7 separate regions of the Mus musculus genome follow, and regions 1, 2, 4, 5, 6 and 7 are each linked to region 3. The links are chromatin loops, found by intact Hi-C in ENCODE. Cell type or tissue: heart. All regions are shown on one strand.

Region 1 (4,000 bases), 180 kb after region 3:
AGTTTTTCTATTTTAAACTTACAGAACATTCATACAGACACATACTCAGGCAAACTACAACGAGAAAAAAAGATAGAGGGGCCTGACCCTAGTTCTTTCTCCCATTCCAGACATTCATCCAGGAAACAGTGGGGTGTCTACCCACATTACTGCATGGAGGCAAAGCATACCAAGCAGGTCAGGAAAATGCTCTTGAAGTACTTGCTAGGATCTGGCCTCGCTGTGCCCTCATCTCTCCTGCACCCTGTGAATTGGAATCCTTATTCTCCCTGTTGATAGGATCCTCAGGTCACTGTCAACTGCCAGTGAATGAGTCTGCCACCCTCATCTCTTCCCCTGCACCCTCTCTGCTGAGTCCCTACTGTCTCACCTGGACCCTGTTCTTGCAGGTCAGTGAAATCTCCACGATGAATACAGTCTCTGTAGAAATGACGGCATCTGAAGTTGTATAGTAAGAAGGGGTGATCTGTGGTTCCAGGCAGGCCTCTGCTGTGGAGAGGAGGCAAAGCCAATTTGTGTGTTCCAGGCAAAAGGGCTTACCCTGGCTCCACCTCTCAGACTTGGTGAGCTGAGGATACACATACTCTTCTATTCCTGACAGAAAGTGGGGTCTGGGAGATGGATCCTAGTACTCAGTCAAAAGTAGAGTGGAAGGGGCCAGTGAGGGCTGATGAGCCAGGCCAGAGTGAGGTAGGGAAAGCTCTGCAGAGGTGAGTCTGGATGCAACAACATGGAAGCAACAGCCATGTTTGAGGCAGGCAGGAGGCTGATGAAATTAGTATCTGAATCTATGATAGGGAGGCCACAAAGCAGCTCACCTGCTCCTAAAGTACCCCAGAAGCCCAGTAGGTCAAGGCAGCCTCAATTCAGAGCTTCTTCAATAGCCTACTGAAAGCATTCTGCAGACACTAAATGGGGTGTTGTTAACACACAGGGACTTTCAAGATAAGGGTCTCTAGACCCATCCAGGTGACAGAATGTCAAGACTGGTTCTAGTGTTTCCTGAGAGAAGTAAATTCTGGGCCCAAACACCAAACCTGCCCCTGTAAACTAAACACCCCTGAGGAAAAGTTTTCATCCAACTCTTCTCCAAATGTGATGTCTTGAAAGAATGACCGATTAAGCTAGAGAAGACCTTGTACCGGCATAAATGGCAGGAGGAAAATGCCTGGGAATGGCTCTCAAGGCCATATTCCACCAACCCTTCTGTGACCTGCTCAGCTGGGCCTTTCCCTGTAGACACTATGGAACCCCTAATAGATGTTACAGCCAGGTTTGTCTTTTTAAGACACTGCTAGCAACAGACTGAAGGATTCTCTGAGGGGTGGGTAGAAGGGATGGCCAGAGGCTACCTGTATGTACAGAAACCAAATCGTCCTTAGTTCAGGCTCTCAGGTCTGAGGTGCTAACATCTTTCAAAACACATGCCGGCACTCCAGATTGAGCTCAGCCCCACTACCACGTTACAGATGTCTCACAAATATCAACGGGTCTGTGCACGGTTCAATTTTGCTATGAACTTTGGGGTGGGATATACCAAGGCGTCACAAAAAGTCGAGGCTCTGGGCACTAAAAGCCCTTGCTCACTTCATCGGTTCCCTATCTAACTCGCCTAGTGCCCTTACTCTGATCTGCCTCCCTCTCTTAGGTTTCTCTTGGGGAAGCCTGGCCTATGCAGCATTGGTTCGTAGCTGCCAGCACTGCTCTTGTGCGACTACCTTTTGACACAGGAACCAGGGACATACATATCACCTTCCCTGCTGGAGCTGGTGGTCGGAGCATGGTACTGCTTTGGGGGTTCTCCCAAAAGCAGACAAGGAAGCAACCTGGCTGTCGGGTAAACGTGTGTGTGGTGCTTTGGTCGCCACGACACAACACCCATCGGGGGAAGATCCCGTCAGTAGCGACGAGCCCCGGGAAGGGCCAGATCCCCACCTCGCGCACACCCTTCCTCCCCCCAGCACCACCTGCCAACAGCAGGGGCGCGCCCCGAAACAAGCTCCGGCCAGGCCGCTACCTGAGCAGCAAGATAGGCCAGACAGCAGGAGTAGTGCCAGGGCGCCGAAAGATGCCATCGCCGCCATCGCCTCTTCTCTTCCGAGGGGAAAAGAGAGCAAGCCACCCTGGACATGCGGAGCAGACGAGGAAGCGCGACGCGTAAGCGGCCTCAGCACCCAATCGTGCGTCGGCGGGCTGGGTCGGGCATGGTGACGTCGCTGGCGGCACTGACGTGTCCGCTTCCCTAGCCAGGGTCCCAACCGGTCGCACTTCCCTCCTTCTCAGCCTTCCCCTCCCCAAGATGGCGGAACAGTGCTCTAGGCACCGGAAGGGGGCGTAAGAACCGGTGTGACTGTGCGCGTGCGTAATGCTAGCGTTTTCTCAACCCATACCCCGGATTTCTCGCTGTCCCCAACTGTCGCGAGAACGGTGCTTAATGTTTTGACCTGTAGAGGTCCTCACTTTTCGTCATGGCGCTGAAGGTGGCGATAGCTGCTGGCGGTGCTGCAAAGGCAATGCTCAAGCCAACTCTCCTCTGCCGTCCTTGGGAGGTGAGTGGTGAATGGGCGGTGGGACATTTGCAGGCTTACAGAGGGACTTAACACCCAATTGAGACCCGGAGTCGGGTAACGGCTCTTTGAGCAAACACGGAATTCGATTGGCTGTGCGAGCCATAGGAGGGGCGGGGAGAGGGCTGCACTCTGGGGTTCACTGGTTGCTTCTGCTGTCCGTGAGGCGGTTGGCCGAAATTGACTCTGATCTGGCTCCTCTGTGCCTTCCTCCGGAAGGGTTGGGAAGGTAGACCGCAGTAGCTAGGTGTCCCCTCCGTAGTGTCCTTGTGGAAGCCCTTTTGAAGAGGCCACGTGTCCTGGCCCACCTTGCATGTACCATCTAAGCCTGTTTCTGGACTCAGTTCCTCCTTGGTTTTCCCTCTCTTAGACTGCTTTGCCCTAGTGGAGGTGGAAAATCAGACTTTATCAGTATCTCTCTCGCTGTGTGTCTCTCGCTGTGTCCCCGCGTTCCCTCTCCCGGTTTCTCTCTGTCTCGTCGAACACGCGGTTTCTCTCTGTAGCCTGGAACTCACACTGTAGACCAGGCTGGCCTTGAATTCAGAAATCCTCCTGCCTCTGTCTCCCAAGTGCTGGGATTAATTAAAGGCATGCACCGCCGCCATCTGGCTATCCATAATCCTTGATCCCTCCAGATCTTCCGCCTACCAAGCACCTAGATACTTGATTCTAACCAAAAGGCCAACAAACAAGCCCAAACCCCTGTAATGAGAGTGAACCAGGGTTCTAAGACTGGAAGCTTCTAGGGCTTTGCTTTCCTGGTTCTTTCTTTGGAGTCTTGGTTAGCTGGTTTAGCTCCTGGGTAGCACTGCTTAGCACCAGAAAACCAACAACTAGCTCTGGGGAATAAGAGCTATGACCTCTAGGCCTTGCTCTTCCACTGACCTAGAATATGGCATTAGGCCAGCTCTCTTTTCTCTCTGGGTTCCAGTGAGGAGAGAGGACTTTATGTTCTCAAAGCATTTGCTGACTCTGACCTTCCAGAATGCCATGGGGTTTTTTGTTGTTGTTGTTGTTGGGGTCTTGGGGGCTTTTTTGTTTTGTCTTGTTTTGTTTGGGGAAGGGAGCTACATATGCTACATGAAATTCTATTTAAAATAGGGACTTCTGGTTCAGCCAGATGGCTGAGTGGGTAAAGGCACCTGCCTCCAAGCTTGGATACCAAGTTTAATCCTTGGAATTCTTGTAAAATGCAAGGAGAAAAAGGACCCCACAGAATCATCTTCTCATTGCCACACGTGTGCTATGGCTTCTTCCTCATTGTTGAGGAAAGACCAGCAGCATATAGAGGATTACTAGAGACCCTGATGGCTCCAGAAGCTAGGCTTCTGTAAACTCTTAATGAAGACCTTTCCTCCTGAATGCTTGTGTGCCTTTGTTGGGATGGGACTAGGTGGCAGTGGAATGATTGGTAGCCAGGCAGGGCTTTGCCC
Region 2 (4,000 bases), 56 kb before region 3:
AGAAACCACTGGAAGCTCAGCATATGGTTAACCTCTTGGGTTGTTTTGGTTTTAGTCAGGGTCCAACTTCTACTCTAGGCTGGCCTGGAACTGAGTATGTAGGGTGATCTGCCTCAGCCTCCCAAGTGCTGGAATTACAGATATGAGCCACCATGCCAAGCTTTGTTTTATAATAAGGTCTCACTGTGTAGCTCTGGCTGACCTGGAACTATGCATTGTAAACCAAGCTGCCCTTGAAATTTTAGTTATCTTCCTACCTCTGATTCTAGAGTTCTGGGATTACAGGTATGCACCACCACATCTAGTTTGACCTCATCTTGAGAGTGGCCACAATTACTGTGGCTTCAAAGAAGAGGCCCCAGTGGGAGCCAGCCATGGATCTTGTGTAGACCTTTCTGAAGACATACTATAAGTTCCTTAGAGGTCAGGCTAGTGAGAGAGAACCCTTTGTAGTTAGGATTGATATGACAAAAAGTGTTTGTTGGGGAAACTGGTCAGGAGAAGAAAGCTGCCGCTTTACAAGCATGCTTTCAGCTGGCCAAACAAGGAATACCAAGTTGCTGCCTGTGGATCATCCCTGGGCAGTGAGAAGTGAGAAAAGTTTAGAGGTACAGAACTCCAGCAAGCTCAAGGTGTGTTCAAGAGAGGAGCTGGGTTTAGGAAGTTTTCCCCACAGCTGTTTATGTTCAATCTTATCAGGAATGGCTACAGCAGGGGTGTATATGCAAACTCAATTTCAGAACAGAATAAGTTCTTTTCAGGACACCTACTAAACAGGGTTTGGGTTTTTTGTTTGTTTTGTTTTTTGTTTGTTTGTTTTTTTCAGGTTTGGTCTTGATCTGAGGTAGGGTTGCACTTTGTATCCCTGGCTGACCTGGAACTTAAACCATGCTAACCTCAAATTCACAGAGATTCACTTGCCTTTGTTTTCTGGGTGCAGGAATTAAAGGGGTGTACCACCAAGCCCAACATCTAAAGAGTTCTATCTGGCTTAAGGCTGTTGGTGTATATAAGTTCAGGTGGGTGGACAGAGGCTGGCTATGCCATCTTCCTAACAGCTCTTTTAAAGAGCTGGGCTTTAGTGATTTGTACTTGAGGAAGACCACCTGAGCAGGGAGCACTATCCAAGCCATACAGTCTGTGCAGGTGAGTGGCAATGGCTAATGCTAAGAGTAGTGCACTCATATGAAGAGGACTTCAGAGAGCATAATGAGAAAGTAGTGTGCGCTGAGATGTGTGTCATAGTGACCAAAAAGGCCAAAGAAAACCCTGAATGGAGAACAGTAGAGGAATAGGCAAGAGACACTCATTCATGTGGCTAAAGGTCACAACAGGTGGTATCACCAACAACTACTCTAGAAAGGGGTAGGAGAAGCTGCTAGACCCTACTATCCTTATGGAGAGAAGTGCAAACTAAGATAAAAGTGTGACAGAAAAAGGAAAGGGACATTTAGAGCCGAACACCATGTGTATGTTAAGAGACATAAATGTGTTAGTTGGAAAGCTAATTAGAATCCTGCACAGGCAGATTCTGTGATCTAACACTTGCTGGCCCAGCTGCTGGAAGGTTCCTGGGGGCGTGGTGGGGGCATGGAGATCTAGCACACAAGCAGTAGCATGGTATACACTCTTCCAGACCATTCTCAGGGCATCCATCCTTATCACCAAATGACTACAGTCTGCCAGAGGGCCATTTTGTTACCCATATTTAACCCTGACTGACCAACAATTTGGCTGGCTCTCAAACTGCTCCCCAACTAAAGCGAGGGTAGCCTCTCCGTGACTTTCACCAGGCTTGGCATAAACTGCCTTTGTAGAACATCGTGTAAAAACATCGTGCCCTTTGTCTCTAGAACTGGAAGTCATTCTTCATCCTGTTCAGCCCTATTCAGATGTTTGTGTAGGACCACAGACCTCGGTTCTCCCATTAGGGACTCCCTCCTACGTAGCAGAGCTCCTTCCCCGCGTCAAGGGCGGCGCGGGACGCCCCCGTGTGGCGGAAGGCCGCGGAGGGCAAGATGGCGGCGGGTCGAGCGCCGCCTCTTCCGCCCGGCCGGGTGTCGCACGAGGCCGGCCTGAAGGGGAAGTGAGTCAGTGTCCGCGGACCCGGCCCGCTAAGGCCCGCGCCCGCCGAGGCCCCGAGAGGCCTCGGCCCGGGGGCGGCGGCGGCGGCCATGGCCGGGGGGCCGGGCCCCGGGGAGCCTGTGGTTCCAGGCGCCCAGCACTTCTTGTACGAGGTGCCACCCTGGGTTATGTGCCGCTTCTACAAAGTGATGGACGCCCTGGAGCCCGCCGACTGGTGCCAGTTCGGTGGGTGACGGCAGGCCGGCGTGGGGTGGTGGACTCAGGCTTCTGGAGCTGAAGCCTGATGTTCCCCATCCCGCAGCGGCCTTGATCGTGCGCGACCAGACAGAGCTGCGGCTGTGCGAGCGCTCCGAGCAGCGCACAGCCAGTGTTCTGTGGCCCTGGATCAACCGCAACGCGCGCGTAGCTGACCTCGTTCACATCCTCACGCACCTGCAGCTGCTGCGTGCGAGGGACATCATCACAGCCTGTGAGCGAGCATAGCCCCAGGGACCCTAGGGATGGGAACCCAAGAGGGGTGACGGGTACAGAGTTTCCTGAGACAGGGAACCATATGGGAACTCCCCCCCCCCCACCCCTTCACTTAGAGATAGAGAGCTCTGAGTCACAACCCTCCTTTCCTTCCTTGTTATCCCAGGGCACCCTCCTGCCCCCGTTGTGCCCCCAAGCACCGCTGCCCCAAGGCCCAGCAGCATCTCTGCAGGCTCTGAGGCCGGGGACTGGAGCCCCCGGAAATTGCAGTCCTCTGCCTCCACCTTCCTCTCCCCAGGTAAAAAGAACCCGGGTGTTGGGCTTGATATGCCTGAGGAAAAGGCCACCATGACTGCTGACATGGCTGTAGACTGCTGCTGGTCTCTGCCTCTCACTGCCATCTTTATGAAGCTTTTCCAGGCTCCCAGACCCATTCTGAGTCAGAGCTCCTCCAGGTTCCACTCCCTGTTTCCCTCGGGCCACCACTACCATCTTCAGCCCCTTCCTCCACCAAGGTAGGTGTCTCTTAACCCCCAGGGAATTTTCCAGACAAAGAGGAAGAAACTTAACCTTTGGTGTACCACAGAGCCCAAATCAGCACAGCCAGGTCATCTGAGAGACAACTAGTGTTGAAGGGAGCTTTCAACCTGGACCAAAGGGAATAGATAGGGTCCTCGCCTGGTCCATGGTCTCTTCCAGCAGTCAAGCCCAGAGAGCCCAGTGTCTGGCCTCCAAAGAGCCCATCCCTCCCCGTTTTGCTGGCCCTTCTGTGAGATTTCCCAAGGCACCTGCAACTTCTCTGAAGAACTCAGGATTGGAGAGGGTGGTTTTGGATGTGTGTACCGAGCAGTCATGAGAAATACTACATATGCTGTGAAGAGACTGAAGGAGGTAGGTGTAACATTGGGGTAGACACCTGGAAGACAATCTATCAGTCCTTATTTGTCTAGTTCCTCCCTCCATCAGCCCCTCACTTCTGCAGTCTCCAGCCTCCCCAAGCAATTCCTTCAAGGACCCCAAGCCTTCCATAGATTTGGGCCTGGAAACAACTGGCAAGCTTGGCTCATGTCACCTACTTTCCCTACCTCTTACCCCACCATGCCTGGGGCTACAGGAAGCTGACCTAGAGTGGACTATGGTGAAACAGAGCTTCTTAACAGAGGTGGAACAGCTATCAAGGTGAGCCTTGGGGGTCCCTCCTGTCTAGGGGCACAAGGTGAGCCACACCACGGCCTCATCAGTCTTTAGGACTGCACAACACAAGATCTGGCTCCCTTGGGCCCTCAAGGCCTGGCCTGGCATGGGTGAGGGAACATCAAGTGCTGCCTACCTAGCCTGGCCTGATGAAAAGTAGTAGAACCCAGAAAATTAAAGAACTCAGACTCCACTCTTTATAACAGGTTTCGTCACCCAAATATCGTAGACTTTGCTGGCTACTGTGCAG
Region 3 (4,000 bases):
TCCTTGAAGAGGCTTCAGCTGGGACACAAGCTGAGGCTCCATCTGGTGTCTCTGCATTCTTCCCTGCACCCATATGGATCTCTATATTAAAGTTCTCTGCACCCATATGGGCACCCACATAAGCCTATCTTCCAGCATGCAGAATGGTGACATGATGATAGGAGTCAGATCCTGTCAACTGAGGAGGACATCCAGGAAGGGTATAGATAAAGCAGTCCTTCCTGCAAATGGAATCAGAGTCTACCAGAGTCAGAGATGAAAGTCACATACAATGAAACTAATTGCCCAAGTCTCCTAGGAGAATCAAGCTGGCTTCTTTGTAGCTTAATTCCTTGTACCCTTGAACTGCCATGACCCTTGTTCTAGGCCAAACAGCTCTTTAGAAATTACCCCTAGCAACTGACAGGGAAGACACATAGTGTTGGCTCTTAGGTCTTGGGACTATTGGGAATATCCTGCCAAGTGTGACAATGTATCTTGCCTTCACTCCACCTCTATTTCTGTAGAAACTAGTTGTGTAGCAGGCATTTGCTCCAAATTTCAACCACTCTGTCCAGCTAACAACTTCCCAGCTAAGGAACATCTTCATAAAATACATGTTCTTTACACATGCCTTTTTCTTGTGGTTGTATAGATTTAAGCACCAGCCACTGTCACCTCCAAGCTGGAACAGAGGTAGCTTTTTGGCTTGCAGTATTTATGAGAACATTCTATTGTGCCCAGGACTGTCCATTGAGATTTTTCTGCAGATGTGAAGGCATAGAAAGGGACACTCCCAGATTTGGATAACCATAGCCACCTATAAGCCCCCAGCCCCCAGAGGAACTAATTGGTAGCTTCTGATTTTGAGAACAAAACATGCTGAATTCAGTTAAGCCCCTGGAAGACCAGCAGCTCAGATCCTTTATTTTACAGGAAAGTGTTTGGATTATAAAAGAGACTGGCCAAGGTCACCAGCTCTTAATGGTGCAACAATATAAACAGGGGCTCATCTCTGGCCTTTACTAAATGAATATTTGCAATTGGATAAACTAAAGCTGAGAATACTAAATAAACTTAATACATGAAAAGAAGATTATTACATATTGTTTACAGTATGATATGGTAATTTGCACATGATATTGATATCAAATTATAAGATCTACAGCAGGTTCAATACAGCAACATTAAAGTTATTCAGGCTGCCAGTAGAGCTTGTAATTTAATTTCTAGATCTGTACAAAGCAGCTACAGGACCTATAGTGATCTGTACATATCCTTTGATGACAAAGTCACAGGTGTTTCTGATACTCCTTGTTCTGCTTCCTACATTTTCAACTATAGGAAATGTCAAAATTCCACTAGTAGTTAAAATAAGGATGGAATAAAGAAAGGTTAGTGTGGAGAAATAATCTGCTTTTAGTGTGTGCTCTGGGACATCAGTTTAGGACCTCTGTGCTACAACCTGCCTATGACAGTGATGACAGTGCTGTGTCTAAATGGCCTCCTTGGAGACTTGGAACGTAGACATGAAGACGATAACGCTCCTTTTTCAAGGTTGTTGTGTGAGCTTACAATATTGGCGCGAAAAAAAACAGCGTTCACCATCCGGGGATTTTTACTTCTCTGCCTTTGCTGGGGAAAATTCAAATCTCAAAAAAGGGCGGACCCATAAAGATGTTGTACGCCTGCGCAAAGGTGGGGCGAGAAGCCCTGGGAAGAAGGCGGGGCGGGTGACGCGAGTGGCGCAGACTGCTCCCGCGCTGGCTTTGCTCCGGTGCCGGTAGCCTCCCAGGGCCGCTGGCTGCGGGTAGCCTGGTGCGCTGCAATTCAGAGCGCGTGGCCGAGTCCTTCGGGAGGCGCGGGCGGATGTGGAGACGCCTCGGGGTGTTGCTGGCGCTCCTGGGAGCGGGCAGCAGCTCCGCCCCTGTGAGCTCATGGCGTCACCTTCCGCTCTGGCCCCGCCTGCAGCTACCCGCTGTAGCTGGGTTCTAAGTGTCGCAGAGTGTTCGGAGCGGGAAAAGAGATGCTTCTCAGCAAAGGGTGCAATCGCAGTATTCTTTGCCACCCTTAACTACCATGTGTCATGCCGCCACTGCTAGTTAAAGGCCATTTCTCTGGTTTGTGTCCCATCAGCGACCTGGGAGACAGTTCCCAGGGGGCGTGGCCAAGCGACTGAACGGAGTTAGATTTTCATCCGGGCATCCCTAGATGCCGCGGCCATCTTTGTTTTGTGCTGAAACTCGCTATTGACGCCCGCAGACGACCGGGCGTGGGGAAGTGGCAAGATGGCGACTCCCAGAGTGGAGGCGTGGAAGAGCCCTGGTGGGGGGGAGTGCAGGGCGGGGCACTACTGCACCTGACCTGAACTCTACTGTCTCTAGCTTACTGCACAGAGCACCAACTCGCCCGCAAATAGACAACGCACTGGTTTTTAAAGAAGCTTTTAATTCTTTATGAGCTTTGGGTCCTTTAAGAGGCTTGAGACCAGAGTCAAAGACGTGCGAAGGCGGGGAGGAGGGGGAAAGGTGACGTCTTCTGACCCCGCCCCCTCGCCCGATAGCCGCCATGTTTAGTTGTTACTTCTTCACACAAGATGGCGGCTCCCAGGGAGGAGGCATGATCGCCCTGCCGTTACCGCTTCTTCTGCCGTACAATTGTCACTTCGGGTCTTAACTCCTGCTCTTTCGAGCGGCTCCTGTGGGAAGGAGTCTTAAGGAGGGAAGCGAGGATTGGACGCTGCCTTGCGTTTGGTTTGCTGTGGAAGAACTGTCCAGGAAGAAGAGGATAGGTGGGGTGGGGGGGGGAAGAGAAGCTAGTCTCAAGATGGCGGCTCCCAGGGCGGCCGCCACAGCCTGAATAGCAGAGGCGGACTCAAGGGAGAGGTGCAAAACCTCTCGAGCCATACGGGTCGGGGCTTCGAGCAGCAACTGAGAGTTGGAGCCCGTTCCGCCAGCCTCTGACACGCCTTTATTACTTAGGAACGTTGGGGTTCTGCGATCGGTGGTTGTACTAAGTGCTGGGTGGGGAAGCAGGACGGTTTCAAGATGGCGGCTTCCACAATTGTGGTCTGACTGTCGGCGAAGTTGAGACAACCGCGGCATTTGTGGCTCTTTTCCACCCGCCCCGGAAGCCAGCCAGTGCTGGGGACGGGGGGTGTGGGAACCGGGCCGGGGCTCCGCCATTTCCGGCGGGGGAGGGCTACGACTGAGGAAGGGAGGAGAGAGAGGCGGCTCAAGATGGCGGCTCCCAGAGCCTCCTGCTCGAGGTTCTAAGCGGGAACACCCAGGCAAATAGTTAGAGCGACGGCGCTCAGTGGCCTCCAGCTTCTCGGGAATAGGTGCTCTGCAGTTCTGAGAAGCTTTTAAGGATACGAGCTGAGTGAGAAGGGGGGGAAGAGCCAAAGGAAGGAGGATAGTTAAGATGGCGGCCTCCATGGAGTCGTCCACCGCTGTGTAAGGAGCCGCTTCTTCGTGAGAGCTGCCTTAGACGAAAGGGGGTGTGTGAAGAATTAAGGGTATCCTCCCATTCAGTGACCTCTTCCCACTGCATCCTTAACCGGAACTATGGCTTCGGCTGTGTCTCCCGCAAACTTGCCAGCGGTGCTTCTGCAGCCCCGCTGGAAACGGGTGGTGGGCTGGTCGGGTCCCGTGCCCCGACCCCGCCACGGCCACCGTGCAGTGGCTATCAAGGAGCTTATAGTGGTGTTTGGCGGCGGCAACGAGGGGATAGTGGACGAACTACACGTGTACAACACTGGTAAGTGCTACCGCCCTGGGTTTCTCAAAGTCTTCCCTCCATCTCTCTCCTAACCCTTCTTTTCCCTATCTTCTCTTTTCCTATCTCACTCCCCTGATGTGTTTTCCTTCTCTCTTTGCACTTATTGCCATCTTTGCTTTCTCCCTGATTTTTCAACCCCCGTTCTTACACCCCCGTACTCTTCTGTGTTTAAAGGTTGCATTTCGGTACTTAGAGAAACCCTCTACTCCGACTGGTGAGGGGGAGGGGATGTCGCGGGCGA
Region 4 (4,000 bases), 120 kb before region 3:
GATGGCTTGTTGCTCTTGCAGAGGACCCAAGTTCAGATCCTATTCTCTGTATATGCAAATACCTGTATTCTCACACCCCAACATACACACACACACACACACACACACACACACACACTACCACTCTTACCCACTTGTTTTTTACATTTCTATCTTAGTATTTTATGTGTATAAGTGTTTTGCCTGGTGCTCACTGTGGTCAGAAGAGGGCACAGGATTCCCTGAGACTAGAATTACAAATGGTTTAGAATGGCCATATGGGAAATCCTCTAGATTTCCCCCACTGTAGTAAGATATTCACTTAGGTGATCCTGTCCCAAAGTCAGCCATCATCCTTATTTTTTTTCTTTCTTTCCATCTGATATCCAATACTTTTGGCTCAATTTTTAACATAAATCTTAACTATCACAACTTATCAGATTTCAACTGCTACTGTCCTGGTTAAAGCCTTCATCATCTATCTTTCTTCAACTGCTGCCAGGACCTCTGGACCAGCCAGTTCTTCATTCTTCACTGGCAACATAGGTTTTATGGTGACAGCTAGTGACTCAAATATTTATCAAGGGCTTCTCATCTCAAAATAATCTCCTAGTTCTTTTGGTGGCCTAGGTCTCTCTCCAGTCACACTGGCCTCCTTAGTAAGGCAGGCATAGTCCTTCCTTAGAGTGTTTAAACTTGCCTAGAATGTTTTCCCCAATTACCCATATTGGGAGACGACATGAGGGCAAAAGCTAGAGGGTATCATAATAGCACTTCTTTTGTCCTTGCCCTATCTATTTCAAAGTCTTTATCTCTGTGCAAAATTTTAAGTTCTACTTTCTTGTATGTTTAGTATGACTCTTCCTTACCAGGAGTCTAGTTTGTCTCCTTGTTCAGTACTAAAACAGTGCCTAGCAAATAAATGAATAGAGAGGGGAGCCAAATTTGAATCAGAAAGTCTCTTGTTGCATAGTGTTTAAAAAACAAACAAAGAAAGAAAGTCTCTTGTTGAGCATTTGTTTAGCACAAAGAGCATTGGATGCTGACTGGTATCAGGGTAAGGCTGCTTTGACAATGCTCCCTCTGGCCTCACTCCCTTTTATACGTACTTCCATCAAACCATCTGATTCAACAATGACAGACCGATCTCTTATGGGCTTGGCACACACCATCTGCCCATTATAAACGTCTGCAAAGACCAAGGTTTGATATGTTGATTTTACTGTCAGCCTTAAGAGTGCGACATCTGCTAATTTAGTGTAATAATACAATCAGTAGACCCTTTAAAACAAGTCCCTTGGCTTGGAACAACGCCAGGCTCCTCAACAGGCAACTTTGCTACTTCTACAGAAAATGATAATAAAGAAATGCTGGTGAAGTCAAATGCTTATCACAATGGTGAACTACTCAGCAGGGAGGCTCTAATAGGCGCCAAGAGCCTAGACTTCCTTAAGCGCCAGAGTCCACAAGGGCCCAGTTAATCCTCAACATTCAAATGCTGCCCACAAAACCAGCCCCTCTGTGCCCTAGCCGCCTCTTTTTTCCAAGTGACAGTAGAACTCCACCAATCCGCAGCTGAATGGGGTCCGCCTCTTTTCCCTGCCTAAACAGACAGGAACTCCTGCCAATTGAGGGCGTCACCGCTAAGGCTCCGCCCCAGCCTGGGCTCCACAACCAATGAAGGGTAATCTCGACAAAGAGCAAGGGGTGGGGCGCGGGCGCGCAGGTGCAGCAGCACACAGGCTGGTCGGGAGGGCGGGGCGCGACGTCTGCCGTGCGGGGTCCCGGCATCGGTTGCGCGCGCGCTCCCTCCTCTCGGAGAGAGGGCTGTGGTAAAACCCGTCCGGAAAATGGCCGCCGCTGCCGCCACCGCCGCCGCCGCCGCCGCGCCGAGCGGAGGAGGAGGAGGAGGCGAGGAGGAGAGACTGTGAGTGGGACCGCCAAGGCCGCGGGCGGGGACCCTTGCTGGGGGGCGGGTAGGGGCGGGACGTGGCGCGGGAGGGGCCCGCGGGGTCGGGCGACACGGCTGGCGGATGGCGTCCCTCCTCTCTACCCTCCCCCTCCCTCTGCCGCCGGTGGTGGCTTTCTCCACTCGTCTCCCGCAATCGCGAGCGACGGTTCTCAGCGCGATCTCCCTGGAGCCACCTTCGAATGACGCCCTCCCGCTGCCCGCCCCATCTGTGCGCATCCTAGGCCCCAGCTGTGCAAGCGCCCTTGTCGTCTGGGCTTCGCCAGTTGGGGCTGCGCGCGCTCCTGCCCTTCTTGGGGCTTTGGGCCTCGGCACTGTCGCGCGCCCGCGGTCCCGGCCTCTCCCTGGATCGCGCTGTCCCCTTCTCCCTCGCGCGCCCCCACTCCCGTTACTTGCTCCCCCCTCACACACACAGACTGGCGCGCGTGCGCAGTCCATCTCCCGTTGGGAGAGTGCGCCACAAGGGCTCCTGAGCTCTTACCCCCATCTCTGGGTTTTGCTCCCTCCTCCTCCTCTCCCATTCCGTGACTTTTTGCCCCCACTGCAAGCGAGTCGGTCCATCAGCTCCATTCCCCACTTGGCAGGAACAAGTTGAGGGTTATTGTCCACCCACAAAAAGGACTAGACATTATGTTCCTAGGTCCCACAACTCATCATAAAGAGATGGTTGTAGTTCTCATCAGGAACCGTGGGCAAGGGACTGTGCGTTCCTCAGCACTCGAAGCTCTTCCGTGAGACCATGCCCGCAGGGTGCTCTGGTTCTTTGGGGATGCTGTGCTGTGGCTTCGGAATATGAGCGTCTTCCCACCCTCCCTCCCCTCCCTTCGCCAGCGATCATCCAGTTACATAAGTGGAATGGGACGTTGTATGTAACGGGCTCTCTTCGTCCTGGAGCGCTCAGGATCGCCAGTACCAAATGGGGCGAGATCATCGCATCGCTGTGACTCCTGTCACTTATCTTTGAAAGTTCATTCTCTTTTTAGTTTGGTTATGGCTGAATCACTGAAAATAAAACACAGGTGACTTTTATGTGGCAGTGGCAATGTTTCTGAGGTTTTGCACTAAAGGTTTAAAGTCATCATGGAGTCTAAAAAAGATTCCCTCTCACAAGAGAGACCCTGGTATGACATTGTTCAGTATGGACCCCTGAAGGGCAAAGCTTGTTAGGGGATACCTCTATGCTGGTTCCTTGTATGTTCGGGTATAGGTTGATCAAAACAAAAATGGGCTCCACCACAAATTTGATATTCCTGACTCATAGTCAGGCAGATATGTACTCTTGGTTAATTTTCCAGGAACACAAATGGGCTCTGTTGAGTCATTTGCATGTTGACTCCACTGTTTGGAATCATTACAGTGAGGCAGTAGGCTCAAATACAGGGTGGTTGATGACGATCATGAAACAGAATGGACTAATTTATAGTGCTAAGTGACTGAGATGTTGTAGGACAAGTTCTAGATATTTTGTTATACTACATAAATGAAACCAATTTGGGCCTGGGTAGTAAAATTTCACTAATAGGTAATTATTACTGTAGAGGAGAATTTTGGGTTTGTGGTTGGAATTATGTGAATCTCAGCAATTTCAATTAATAACATGATTAAACTGATATCTTAGGTTCTTTGAAATATGTCGAATCTCTATAAAAAGATAAAATTTGGATTGTTAGGTCCTTGGGGAGTTTCCACCAAGGATTTGGAAAAATATATTTACAGACTTTTGGTTTTTCGTTTGTTTTTAACTTCAAATTCAAGTCATACTCAGAAAGCCTAGGAAACACTTGCTTTTATTTTCTTACCTGGATATGTCAGAACCTTAAAGAGTCCAAACACTGTAAAAGTACAAATGATCTAAAATGAGTTAATACACATGGCCGACAGAGTGCATTCACTTTCACAAACACACCCAAGTCTTGCTTGTCAAAAAATTCCAAGGTTTGTACATCTGAGCCTGAGCTCAGAGTTGGAACCTTTACTTTGTTTTTATATTCTTACAACAGGTTTGCTTCCTCAGGTGCCCCTCTGGTTATCTATTTGTTGTACCCATAGCTC
Region 5 (4,000 bases), 140 kb before region 3:
TCAAGAATCTAGTAGTTGCTCAGTCCCACAAGGCTAATTTTTTCAGCTGGTCTTCTATATAACCTGGAATCCTGAAGAATCTGGTTCTAACAGATGTGCTGGCAAGTAAGTGAAAGCAAGCTAAGAATGAATCTTCCTTCTTCCAATGTCCTACAGAAGCTGTAGCCCAGATTAAAGGTGCATACTACCATGCCTGGATCTAGAACTTGCTTTCTCCCAGACTGACCTTGAACTCAGAGATCTGGAAGTAGAAACTACTAAGGCTACACAGAGAAACCCCATCTTAAAAAAATAATAAAAAGAAAAGAAATGGTGGTAAGTATGTAGGGAATGAGTAAACCTTAAATACTGCTGTTGGGAATGTAAACTGATGCAACAAATATAAAAGTCAGTAAAGATCCCTAAAACACACACACACACACACACACACACACAGAGAGAGAGAGAGAGAGAGAGAAAGAGAGAGAGAGAGAGAGAGAGAGAGAGAGAGAGAGAGAGAGACTATTCAGTTAAATAAGTCCTGAACATAATATCCAAAGCTCTCTAAGTTTTACCACAAAAGTAGTTGTGCATCCATGTTTATCACTGCACTATTAAGAAACAGAATATATTAAGAAACAGAAACAACATAGATGTCATCAACAGGTGAATGGACAAAGAAAATGCGGTCCATATACATATTTGGCTGTAAAGAAAAATAAAATCAAGTACTTTTGGAAAAAATGGATGGAGTTCAAAATCATTATGTTTAGGGAAATAAACCAAACTAACAGAGACAAATACTGACACAATGTGGTAGCACATGTCTTTAATCGCAGCACTTTAGAGGCAGAGACAGGTAGATCTCTGTGGGTTTGAGGCCAGCCTGGTCTACCCAGTGAGTTTCAGGATAGCCAGAGCTACATAGTGAGACCCTGTCTTAAAAACAAACAAAAAGGCAGAAATATATTTTAATTTTTTTCAAATATTATTTTTAATGATGGTTCTTAAATGCTTTAACTTCCCTTGTAGCCCACCACCCACCAGAGGTAGTGGGAAAGAAAGAATACAAGGGAAGTGGACCTGTTTAGAAAGGTTCTTTGGAGCAACTCTCGTCTGTGTTACTTAAATTTGAACATACACACTCACACACAAGAGGTGGGGGGAGGGAGAAGAAACTAGAAAGGGGACATTGAGAGGAGAAGAAATCTTAAGTCAGGGGAGAGTAGTAATAGAACATATGTGTCCTAGTTTCATTTCTGTTGCTATAATAAAATATTTTGAGAAAAAGCAGCTTAGAAGGAAAGGGTTTATTTGCTTACAATTCCAAGTTATAGTCCATTGTAGCAGTGAGTTTTAGCTACACCACTTTTGGCTCCCAGCGGGTTGCAGGAGCACCCACCCAGGAGCTATTTTTGGATCCGTGAATGAAAGGCACACACACATAAGCTTATTTTTAACATGTATTACTAGCTCAGTGGTTGGGCACTTCTAAGCCTCCCGCAGCTAGCATGCCCTTCCCTCTGGTATTCCTGGCTCAACACCTTCTAAATCTACTTTTAACTTTGCTGCCCTGTTATGGTCTGTGAAGCCCATTGGTCTTTGCTGCCTAAGACACTTCTGGGCAGCCCTTCCTGGGGCTGCTTTCCCTTTCCTCCTACATTTTGAATGATCTCCCCTCTGCAGCTCGAAATCTGTTCCATGTCTCTCTGCCAGGTCAAGGCAATTCTCCTTTTTCCTCCTTTGTCTTAGCCCACACAACACTAAGAGTCCCACCCCATCTCCCTTTGCCCAGCCATTGGCTGTACAGCAATTCTTTATTGCTGAACAAATCCAGCTGGGGGCAGGCTTTCTTTAGCCTGGTGTGCAGGACACTGCAAACAGGTGTTTTTGTCTTTGTTTTTGTTTTTGTTTTTCTGGTAACATGATTAGCAAGAGAACACCAGCCACTACAGTCCATAGTTATAGAGAAGTTCAGGTAGGAATATGAAGCATCTACCTAGTTACATCCATAGTCAAAATCAGGGACCTGGTCTCCAGGTTCCCTCAGCATCCCTCAGCCCCTACCTGGCATACCCTGCCCTCTGCTCTGAACTTTCCAGCCTAAGGGCAGGTCCTCTCCTCCCCGAGAGGCTCTTCCCTATATAATGTAGACATTTTGGTCTCTCTCTGTGTCTATCTCTGTCTCTCTGTGCATTTTCTCTTTCCTTATGTATGCAGGTTCTTTCTCTTTTCCCCATCCCCTCTGTCTCTCTCCCTGGGGTAACTTCGCTGGCCTAGTTCCTTGGGACCAGTAAAACTGCCCTAGAGCTGCTTCCCAACAAACCTGCCTTTATATACTCTAATCTGGCTTGAATTGGCTCATTTCGATGGCAGAGAATAACTTATCACCGATCTAGACAATTCTTCATTGAGATCTTCTTCCAAGGTGACTTAAATAGTTTTGAGTTGACATATAAAAGTAACCAGGGTTAGGGCTGGAGAGATGGTGAAGGGGAAACTTAAGGGTTCTTTGGAAAGTCAGTTGGATGGTGTTTTGTTGGGGCAAACACATGAAGGAGCGTTTTCCTGAAACAGACACAGATGAAAGGCTAAGGCAGACTCATGAAGGAACGTTTCACTGAAGCAGACACAGGAGAGAGGATGTTCTGCTAAAACAAGTACCTGAAAGGACACATGATGAAGGATTCTTTGCTAACAACACACATGTATCGGTCCACCTTACATTGTGTAGTTGAGCTGCATTTGTCAGGACTCCATAAAGAGAAATGCACCAAAAGACTTCTGGTGGTATACTATGGTTTCTTGCCACCTCTGCCAACTCGGCCTGATTGGCAGAGTGATGTCATCTGAGACAGTGTTGAGACAAAACACGTGCTGAGTCAAGACCCGTGGAGGACCTGTGATGTTTGGAGGGTATAAAAAGGAATCGACAGACAGTGACTGGGGCTGAGCTTGGCAGAGCTAGCTGTGCAATGCTTGTGGGTCTCCTGTCTTCCCTGGTCTTCCTTTCCCTGGGAGAGGCACAGGCAAGAACTTCTCCTGGTATTCCTCCTGGTCCCTCTGGCTAACTTGTGCCAAGGCTGAGGCCTAACTGTCTCTGCTAGGTTGTGTCACCACTGTTGCTAACCCAACTCTACAGAACTGCACTGCTGGTGTATTCCTGAAGTGTTTGCAAGTGGATCGAGCTGCCACTGCCTGCTAAGCAGTGAACTGATTTCCTGACAACACAGATGGGAGTTGCTTCAAAGAACCTTTCTAAACAGGTCCACTTCTCTGGTATCCTTTCTTTTCCACTCCCTCTGGTGGGTGGTGGGCTACAAGGGAGGTTAAAGCATTTAAGATCCATCATTAAAAATAAGACTTGAAAAAATTAAAGTTACAAGATGGTTCAGTGGTTAAATGGATTTGTTGTTCTTCCAGGGGACCTGGGTTCAATAGTCACCACCCATGGGACAGCTCATGACTATAACTCCAGTTCAAGAGACTCTGATGTCCCCTTCTGGCATCTGTGGGCACCTGGCATGCCCATCATGCATATACATACATGAAGGCAAAACACTTATACTCATGAAATATATAAATCTAAAAGCCAAAACTAAACTAAAGTTCTAACCAAGGGCTATAAAAAAATGGTTCCGCAGTTAGGAGCCATTGCTGCTTTTGCTGGGTACTCAGCTTCAGTGCCCAGTGCCCAAGGTATGCAGCTTGTGACTGTCTGTAACTCCAGCTCCAAGGGATCAGATATTTTCTCGTTTGGACCACATGGGCACCGGCACTAATATTCACATACTTCTGATACACATGTACCCATAATTAAAATAGTGAAAATTAAAATTTAAAAATCTAACCAGTTATATGTTGGAACATAGAACATATTTGTCTTAGTTAAGGGTTACTATTGCTGTGGTAAAACACCATGACCAAAAGCAAACTGAAGATGAAAGGGTTCATTCTACTCACAGTTTCATATAATAGATCATTATCAAAAACAGTGAGGGCAGGAACTCAAGCACGACAG
Region 6 (4,000 bases), 430 kb before region 3:
GAAGAGACACAAGGTAACCCACCCTTGTCTCTGTGCGCTGAGTCTCTCACTCCCTAGTCCCCATGCCAAGTTAAACAGCCAGCACTCCCACCTTGGTGCAGATGTCCCCTACCTTTGAAGGAGGCAGAAAATTAATGCCCTTGAAGTGATAAGGCTCCCATTCTTGAGCTATCAGAAAGAGGCAACCGAGTGTTCCCAGACAGCTATGGCCAGCTTGTAAAAATACACTAGCCTCTGATTACAGAATGAGTTATTTCTCCCCAGGTCAAAAAGATCCTTTTCCAGATGTATCAAACAAACATCAGTTTTGAAGGATAGCATTCCTTTACTGCCTATCATGTAATGCCAAGACTTGAATGCCCCAGCTTATGCATCTCATTCATATATATATATGTGAATATAATTTAACCATTTAATTGTATTTTTTCCAAGACAGGGTTTTTCTATGTAGCCCTGGTTGTCCTAGAACTCACTCTGTAGACCAGGCTAGCCTCAAACTCACAGAGATTCACCTGCCCCTGTCTCCAGAATACTGGGATTAAAGGCATGTGCCACCATCCCTAGCTTTAATTGTCCATTTTAAATGATAAAGGGCTGAGGTTTTGTGTCAGCCATAAGGCATATGTATGTCAAAAGCCATAAATTTAATTTTCAGAACACACACACACAAAGTCCTGGAGAAAATAGACTGAAAGTTTGTCCCATGAGTCATAAAAGACCTGGATCTCCACCTATAATCCCAGAACTAAGTAGGTATAAGCAAGAGGTCCAAGGACATCCTTGGAAACATAGTGAGTTAAAGAATATACGAAATTCCCATCTCAAAAAATATGTAGCAGGACTGGGTGTGTTAGCATACGCCTTTAATTCCATCATTCAGAAGGCATTTAATTCCATCATTCTGTACATTTGAGGCCAGCCTGGTCTACAGATGCCCTTGACCACAAGCATTGGAGAGTGCCTATGAGGAAGTACTCAGTCAATATGGAAACTACTGTATTCTTTTTTTTTTAATATTCATTTTGTTGTTGTTGCTGTTACTATTTTATCTTTACTTAATGTTTTATTTTAAAAATTAATTATTATTTGTGTGTGTGTGTGGAGGAGGAGGAGGAGGAAGAGGAGGAAGAGATCAGAGAGGTGCCAGATCCCCTGAAGCGGTTGTGAGCTGCCTTATGTGAGTGTAAGGAATCCAGCCCGGGTATCCTGCAAGAACAGTATGTGCCCTTAACCACTGAGTCATCTCTCCAGCTTCCTACAATTTTTGAAATTTTATTTTTTTTATATAAGTGGTTTCCCTACATGTACCACATGTGGTACGTGTACCACATGCATGCCTGGCGCCTGAGATGGTCAGAATAAGACATCAGATTCCCTGAGACAGGTTTCATGCAGCTAAGGCTGACCTCAAAGTTGCTAAGTGGCCGAGGATGCTTTAAACCCTTTATCCTCCTCTCCCGTCTCCACTTTCCAAGTGCTGAGATTACAAGTGTAACCAAATTGAAAACGCTATCATCTAACCAAAACAGTGCTTCTGTAAACTTTTCTGTATTTTGGAGCATTATGGAAGTGGGGTGGAGTTCCTGTAAGTAAGACCATTGGGTCAAAGGACAGGAATGCAGCTGCCTGAGACACAGATAGATCCAGCTTAAAAGGACTGGCCCAGCTGCCCTGGCACTGTAGGCGGTCAGGGGAAAAGGCTCAAACATGAGGGTCAGGAGCAATGTTCCAAACATCCCTTCACTGATTGATACATAAAACAGAACGCTCTCACGAAAGAACACTAAGCAGAAAGAAAGCAACCAAAGGCTCAGGTTTACCTCCGCATGTGCTTCTGAACCGTCCATGCTCTTAAAGAACACATATCAACCTTAAGTCATTATCTGTGTCCCCGCATCCATCCTCTTATGAGCCATGAAAGCTCTGATATCAAGTCACAATCGGAGCTTCAGCTCATCAAATATAGAAATAGATCGCTCACCTAAGAGGACGTGTGGAGGAAGTGGGAATGGGGGCTCTGGTGTTTTATGCCCGTAATTCCAACATTTGAGAGCCTGAAGCAGGTGAATCGCTCCAAGTTTGAGAACAGCCTGGGTTACATAGAGTTAAGCAAACATGAACTGTAAAGTGTATAGTACCTCAAAGTCTAGAAGGAGATTTCATCTTGAAGCAGTGACACTGTAGGAAGCTAGGCGGCTCAGCTTTAGCACAAGAGGAGTGCACAGCCACACTCGGCACCTCCCACCCAGCCTCTGGAGGAGAGGGAGGAGGCCGGTCTGGAGGTGGAGCCTCCGTGAGGACCTGCGGACCTACAGCACAGCCTATGGGCCTATGGCGGAGCGACGCCTGTGGGCTGTGGCCTTCTGCGGGCGGCCATTGTCGTGCCTGATAAGCTTTTCTACGTGACTCACTTGCTTCACCTAGCCGGCAGAGCGAGACAACTGGGTAACTCCCTGATCCGGTCTGCTTCTCCCTACACCCAGACAACATCCTTGGCCCGCCCAATCTCTGCCACCAGCCTCGAGCGGATCGACCTGAGCCCCGGGCCTAGCACCGGAGGGATCCGGGTGGAGAAGAATCATTGCTACGCTCCAGTCCTGGAGTCTGTTAGCCAGACTGTGAGGCGCAACGGATTCCTAAGGCTCTCCTGGCCAGGCAGGACTTCTCCCAGCACTCACGAGGAACTGAGCCTGGACTGGTGTTTGGAGGAACAAGTCATAACACCGATCGCTCCCAGCACAGACTTGCCACTGCCCCCACCCCCAAACCTACTCTCTCCTGTTTCATTCCCCCCAGAACCCACAGTTCCCAAACAGTGCACCTGCGGGAGATCTCAACCCAGCTGGAGAAGTGGACATGAGGTTGGCAGGTGGGTGGCTTCCACAGCGAACTGAAGAGAGGCCAGGTGTCCTAGTGCCTGTGTTAGGAGAGGCCTGGGTGGTCACTGGTTTGTTTATTTATTAATGGATGACTGTGCACAAGCACTCATTTTATGAGCAAATTCACCTCTGAGGACTTCAGCTTCCCAAACTATAAGGATTGATTTTATATAGAGAGATAGATATAGATAGATGTTGATAATATATATAATCAATATATATAAGTTAAGGATATATATATATATATATATATATAAAATCTCCAGAGATTGAATGGATGGAGAGGAGTGGATAGTAGAGATAGAGAGATGTAGCCAGAAGAGAACTGACTTAGGTGCCTTTGAGGTTGGGTATGATCTAAGTGGTAGCTCTGCTGTCAGCTGGACTACAAACATGAATGTGCCTTGGAGGGACTGTTTGGGGTGAGAGTAGAATTTGAAAACTGGTAAAGTAGCAGCTTTGTGGATAAGTCCAAATTGGACATTAAGGAACTGGCTGGGAGGATATGAGTTCAAGACAGATCTGGGCTGGAGGTGTAAGGTGTCATTGCTGCATGGTGAAATCTCCCATACAGTATGAAGATGGGAGAAGGCAGCCTGGAAAAGAACACCTTTTGAGGAGAGAGTAATGGAACACAATCTAACCAACAAAGGGAGTCCCAGAGAATGGGGTCAGGAGACAGTACTGTCCTGGAATCTAGTAGTGAAGTGTCAAGAAAGAGCAGTCAGACAATCAGAAATGTGACATCATAAAAGTCATAGGTGGTCTTGTTTGGAAGGTTATTTAGTTGGTGTTATGGGAGCACGACTAGATTGGAAGAATTTTGGGAGAGAGTTGGGGAGTGAGGTAATAGAAATCACAATGTAGATGACTTTTATGTGTATGCTGGGGGATGGAAACCAGGGTCTTATGCATGCTGAGCAAATGCTCTACCACAGAGCTATATCCCAAGCCAGAATATAAATTTTTAAAGAGTTTGGTGGAGAAGAGGAAGATGAAGAATCAAAGAATGAGATTTTTCTTTCAGGAGCTCTGTTTCATCTTTATCTTACTAAGTTAGGACCTGTTGATAATATGAGAGAAAGTGAGATAGAAAGAAGTCTTAGCACAATGTATCTGAG
Region 7 (4,000 bases), 460 kb before region 3:
AGACAGCTCAGTGGATAAAGGCCCTTGCTATGCAAGCCTGGAGACATGAGAACATATAAAGGTGGAAAGAAGATAGCTGACTCAATGTTGTCCTCTGAGCTCTACACATTCTAGCCATGGCACCTGTGCTCCCTGTACAAATCATACATCATGCATGCATGTGGGGGGCACACACACAAATAGTAATTTTTGTAGCATGCCAATTATGTCTCAAGAAAGCTGTTATTGAAAATCGCAATGGGTGGAGCAAGAGAGATAATGGTTCAGGGATTAAGAGCACTTGTTGTTGCAGATGTGGCTCACAAACATCTGTAACTCCAATCCAAGGGGATCTGAAACCTTCTTCTGACTCCCTTGGGCACTAGGAAAGCATAGCAAAGCACCTATACACATAAAATAACATCTTCTGTAGAAAAGAAAATAATCATGGTAAAGGATTGTAATGGGGTGTGGATTAAAGTTAACTATGAGCTGATAGTCACAGCTAAGAAATGTGTACATGGAATTTACTATATTATTATTTCTACTTTTGTACATTTTAAATTTTTTCAGTAATTCAAGGCTGACAGCGCTATCATCTTTCACCTGCATTACTGCAATAATCTCTTTACGGGTCACCATGCTTTGCCTTTTCAATGGCCCTTTGCAGTTAATTGGCCCCACTGGGGCCAATTACCTCAAAAATAACTCAAACTACTTCTCTTCTCTACCATGAACTCTTTCAGAGTTTCCATTTCTCCTAGTGTTAAAAAGCAAAGTCCATACAACAGCCTACAAGATCCTATACCACCTATACTCCCTTCCTTCCTCTCCACCAACTATTCTCCCTTGCCCTCTCTGGTCCTTCCTTTTTCCTAGGAAATGCCAAGACAACACATTCCTTCTCAGGTCAGATAAATGTTATGAGGACAGGCAAACAGATTACTATGAATCATTTGCAAAGTAAACTGAGGTGCAGAAGGTAAGACCTTTAGTTGTGAAGGTACACGTGAAAACTTTTTAAAGACTTCAAATGCACTCAAGTTTGATAAACAGCCTAGCCTGATGGCGAACACCTGTTGCTCTAGCACTCGAAAGGCTGAGGCAGAACTTTGAGTTCGAGGTCTACCTGGCCTACAGTGCAAAACGTGTTTCAGAAACAGTTTGATCAACAGAAAATGTCTGCTACCTAAAGAGTTCTAGCACTAGGGGCCAAGCCCTTAGGCGACAGCTGCAGTGAAGGGAAGGGCAGATTCAATCCGACTAGCCTAAATAATCTGGGTAGCGAATAATTAGAAGCTTGCGGCAGAACAAACTGGGCCTAAGGTGGGGGGAAGGGTGTGGACCTCTGGAGTCTCGGAAGCTACGAAACAGCCACCGATGGAGCCCTGTCTTTGGAGAAGAGGACCACACCTGTCAGCAGAGTCGGCCAGAAGTGAAGAGGGCAGGAGCAGAGGGATCCGACCGCTCCGACAGAACCGGAGCTCCTAGAAAGTCCTAGTCAGGCGGTCACCCTTCCCTTCTCTGCAGTGGAAAACTCCACTTCCGGCTTCCGGTGTCGTAAGTGCGGGATCCGGAAGTAAAACACAGACTCAAAGGCTTGGAGATTAACCAGTGAATCAAAACCCCAAAGTGCCATACTCTGTTCCAAAGAAAAGTCTTAGATCGCCAGCCTGCGTCGGCCAGCAGAACACCAGAGCTCTCCTCACTGATAAACATCACACACTTATACACACACTTTTTTTTTGAGACAGGGTCCCATAAGACCAGGGTCTCGAACTCAGAGATCTACCTGCCTCTTTTTTCCCGTCTGCTAGGATTAAAGTAGTGCGTCACCACGCCCACACTCGCCCCTACCCCATTTTCAAGGCACCGCATCCGCACTAAAACACCCAAGTTTCAGTCTGGTCCTGCTACTGGGCTCTCTGCCGCTGGGCCCCCACCAAGGAAAAAGCCTAGAGGAAGCTGCGAAAGTCCAGCTCCGAAGCCAAACTAGCAGCTAGGGAAGGCGTGGCTATGCTGCTAACGGAAGTGGGGTCATCCGGGAAGGTGCAGGGCCTCGAAGGTCCAGCGGAAAGCTAGGCCATACATAATGGCTGGGTGACACAGGAGACGGGGACCCAGGAGAACTGTGTGGAGCTGCACTTATGACAAGACTTTGCGATCTCGAAATTGTAGGGGCAGCGGCATCGGGGAAGGCCAAAGGGCGGGGCTGGCCAGGGATGCGCGCGCATCTCCTCCTGCAATGATAGACTAGCCCGAAGCTCCTCCCCTCCTGCCTCTCCTGAGGCGGGTCAGCTCAGTCAAAGCACACGCCCTCTTGCGTTAAATGGGCCAGCGAAGCTTAGCCCCCGGAAACTGGCTGTGCGCTACAGATCTGTGAACGTGTTTGGCAGCGGCAACTAAACTCAGGTAAAGGGGTGGTCTGATGGCATGTCGGTGGAGGGACATGCTTCACGCTTGTACGCCGCGAGTCCCTTTGATGCGCGCTAATCTACAAGTTTTTAACCCATCCCTTTGTATCCCGCACTTTCCCCGCATTGGGCCCATGAGGACTAGACCTTTAGAAGAGAAGGGACTTTCGGGGATCACCCAACTGGGCCAGAAGAGAGCCGGAGCTGAACTCCATCATCTGCACAATCAAACGTGCTCAGTTCATTGTGGAGTTTCTGGCAGACACCCGAGTACGATACGATGGTCCCATATACAGAGTGTGATGCCGTAACCAGATTTTATCTAGCTGCCCACAGTGGATGTCCTAGGTGAATTATATTAAAGCTTTAGTACTTTCGTAATGTACAGCCCCTAGCGAAGGCAACTTTGGAGGTTATGGCTGGAGCTCAGAGGCAGCAGTTTCTGAATCTCCGAATGCATGTATGCTCGCGCGCGCGCGCGCGCGCGCGCGTACACACACACACACACACAGAGCATTCCCGGCCAGTGGTTTTAGTAATCGTCACCAGCCTGGTGAGAACCCAAAAGACCCTTGGATAAGGTTAAGTTGTCAATGCTCTTTCGTTCTCCTACCATATCAATGAGTCTTTTCTTCCACCAGAAAACATCATGGCAGAGCAGGTGGCCCTGAGCCGGACCCAGGTGTGTGGGATCCTGAGGGAAGAGTTGTACCAGGGTGATGCCTTCCACCAAGCTGATACACACATATTTATCATCATGGGTGCATCGGTGAGTCTCCCTTCAGGCCCCGAGTCTAAAAGATGAAATATAGCCTTGTGCAAGGCACTTCTCTCTCTCTATCTCAACTTTCCCAATTGACGGAACTGCTGAGGTACCCACAAGTTCTACTAGGTTGAACTCTATGGCATATACTCCACCTGTGTGTCCTGATCATCACAGCAGTACCTGATATACATGTACTTGTGTCACATCTCAGAACTCTGTGCTGAGCCATTGAGTGGAGACCAGACTTGGACCATCACAGGTGCTAAAGCACCACCCAGTAGCACTTCTTCCTCCTGGATGAAAAAAAAAAACTGATGTGCAATCAGGGAAAATTCTGATTTTAATGAATCTGTAATTTGAAAAATATTACTGTTAATTTCAGTGGAAGAATCTGAGGTCCTGCCTCTCCCTCTTTTCTTTCTACGGCATGAAGTTCCCTAGGGATAAACACCTCCTCTTTGCCATATCTTCCAAAGCCTACTGCAAATTTCTGTTCATCCCACCTAGTCCCAGCTCTGTTAGGAAAAACTGAAGAACAGAAGCAGTCAGAGGGGTGTTGTATTGACAGTACACAGTGAGACTGGAGCAGGTGGGGGCTTAGTAAAGTCATGGCTTAGACCAAATCACCCCCTTATGTGCTATGTGGCAGCAGGGCACGTTCAGTGGCCAGTGTTCGATGGCAAAGGTAAACTCAATTGCTTGCTTTTAATCCTGGAATCAGCTCACCCTCGTGTGACCATCTTCACTATTAACTTATTGTGTAATCTTGGACAAGAACTTCATCAGAACTAGTGTGTTCTTGAAAGGGTAGCCACTGGCTCAGCACCTTCCACCCTGGACC

What was found. A loop is a pair of places that touch in the nucleus more often than their neighbours do. Peaks named below come from ENCODE experiments on the same cell type or tissue, not always from the same donor. Only the 100,000 strongest peaks of a DNase experiment are listed, where the experiment ranks them.
Region 1: a loop joins it to region 3, with 4 times the contacts of the local background. A loop is called at or near these places in 6 of 42 quality-filtered maps.
Region 2: a loop joins it to region 3, with 4 times the contacts of the local background. A loop is called at or near these places in 15 of 42 quality-filtered maps.
Region 4: it touches region 3 in a loop (2.6-fold over the local background); 8 of 42 quality-filtered maps call a loop at or near these places.
Region 5: a loop joins it to region 3, with 2.1 times the contacts of the local background. A loop is called at or near these places in 2 of 42 quality-filtered maps.
Region 6: it touches region 3 in a loop (5-fold over the local background); 2 of 42 quality-filtered maps call a loop at or near these places.
Region 7: a loop joins it to region 3, with 2.8 times the contacts of the local background. A loop is called at or near these places in 12 of 42 quality-filtered maps.

Annotation. Positions count from the first base shown.
Region 1 is chrX:73,785,324-73,789,323 of GRCm38, reverse strand. It overlaps Idh3g (isocitrate dehydrogenase 3 (NAD+), gamma), which reads left to right and starts at 2,427. Exons shown (of 13, transcript NM_008323.1): 1 at 2,427-2,549. The coding sequence starts at 2,469. It overlaps Ssr4 (signal sequence receptor, delta), which reads right to left and starts at 2,301. Exons shown (of 6, transcript NM_001166480.2): 1 at 2,018-2,301; 2 at 371-489. The coding sequence starts at 2,084. In heart, a CTCF peak has its summit at 2,364 (motif pointing right); DNase peaks (open chromatin) are centred at 2,353 and 2,653; H3K4me3 peaks cover 3,011 bases; H3K27ac peaks cover 2,517 bases.
Region 2 is chrX:74,021,920-74,025,919 of GRCm38, reverse strand. It overlaps Irak1 (interleukin-1 receptor-associated kinase 1), which reads left to right and starts at 1,999. Exons shown (of 15, transcript NM_001177973.1): 1 at 1,999-2,310; 2 at 2,387-2,554; 3 at 2,723-2,854; 4 at 2,968-3,071; 5 at 3,256-3,447; 6 at 3,671-3,735; 7 at 3,957-4,000. The coding sequence starts at 2,175. It overlaps Mir5132 (microRNA 5132), which reads left to right and starts at 2,322; the gene lies at 2,322-2,392. It overlaps Mir718 (microRNA 718), which reads left to right and starts at 1,984; the gene lies at 1,984-2,071. In heart, a CTCF peak has its summit at 1,987 (motif pointing left); a DNase peak (open chromatin) is centred at 2,019; H3K4me3 peaks cover 1,753 bases; H3K27ac peaks cover 1,955 bases; H3K27me3 peaks cover 677 bases.
Region 3 is chrX:73,965,549-73,969,548 of GRCm38, reverse strand. Hcfc1 (host cell factor C1) reads left to right here and starts at 3,192. Exons shown (of 26, transcript NM_008224.4): 1 at 3,192-3,738. The coding sequence starts at 3,546. In heart, no CTCF peak of the experiment used is centred here; DNase peaks (open chromatin) are centred at 1,808, 2,218, 2,538 and 3,128; H3K4me3 peaks cover 2,869 bases; H3K27ac peaks cover 3,550 bases; H3K27me3 peaks cover 1,035 bases.
Region 4 is chrX:74,083,416-74,087,415 of GRCm38, reverse strand. It overlaps Mecp2 (methyl CpG binding protein 2), which reads left to right and starts at 1,726. Exons shown (of 4, transcript NM_010788.4): 1 at 1,726-1,906. In heart, no CTCF peak of the experiment used is centred here; DNase peaks (open chromatin) are centred at 1,645, 2,345 and 2,795; H3K4me3 peaks cover 2,285 bases; H3K27ac peaks cover 1,833 bases; H3K27me3 peaks cover 995 bases.
Region 5 is chrX:74,101,445-74,105,444 of GRCm38, reverse strand. No RefSeq gene overlaps it. Among named protein-coding and RNA genes, the nearest start is that of Mecp2, 18 kb to the right of the region's middle. In heart, a CTCF peak has its summit at 1,804 (motif pointing right); a DNase peak (open chromatin) is centred at 1,514; H3K27ac peaks cover 469 bases.
Region 6 is chrX:74,391,544-74,395,543 of GRCm38, reverse strand. It overlaps Fam3a (family with sequence similarity 3, member A), which reads left to right and starts at 2,270. Exons shown (of 9, transcript NM_025473.4): 1 at 2,270-2,869. The coding sequence starts at 2,857. It also overlaps a transcript of Ikbkg not described here. In heart, a CTCF peak has its summit at 2,213; a DNase peak (open chromatin) is centred at 2,303; H3K4me3 peaks cover 1,488 bases; H3K27ac peaks cover 1,331 bases.
Region 7 is chrX:74,427,214-74,431,213 of GRCm38, reverse strand. It overlaps G6pdx (glucose-6-phosphate dehydrogenase X-linked), which reads left to right and starts at 2,334. Exons shown (of 13, transcript NM_008062.3): 1 at 2,334-2,391; 2 at 3,035-3,162. The coding sequence starts at 3,043. Ikbkg (inhibitor of kappaB kinase gamma) reads right to left here and starts at 1,533. Exons shown (of 10, transcript NM_010547.2): 1 at 1,393-1,533. In heart, a CTCF peak has its summit at 2,294; DNase peaks (open chromatin) are centred at 1,533 and 2,233; H3K4me3 peaks cover 2,659 bases; H3K27ac peaks cover 1,871 bases.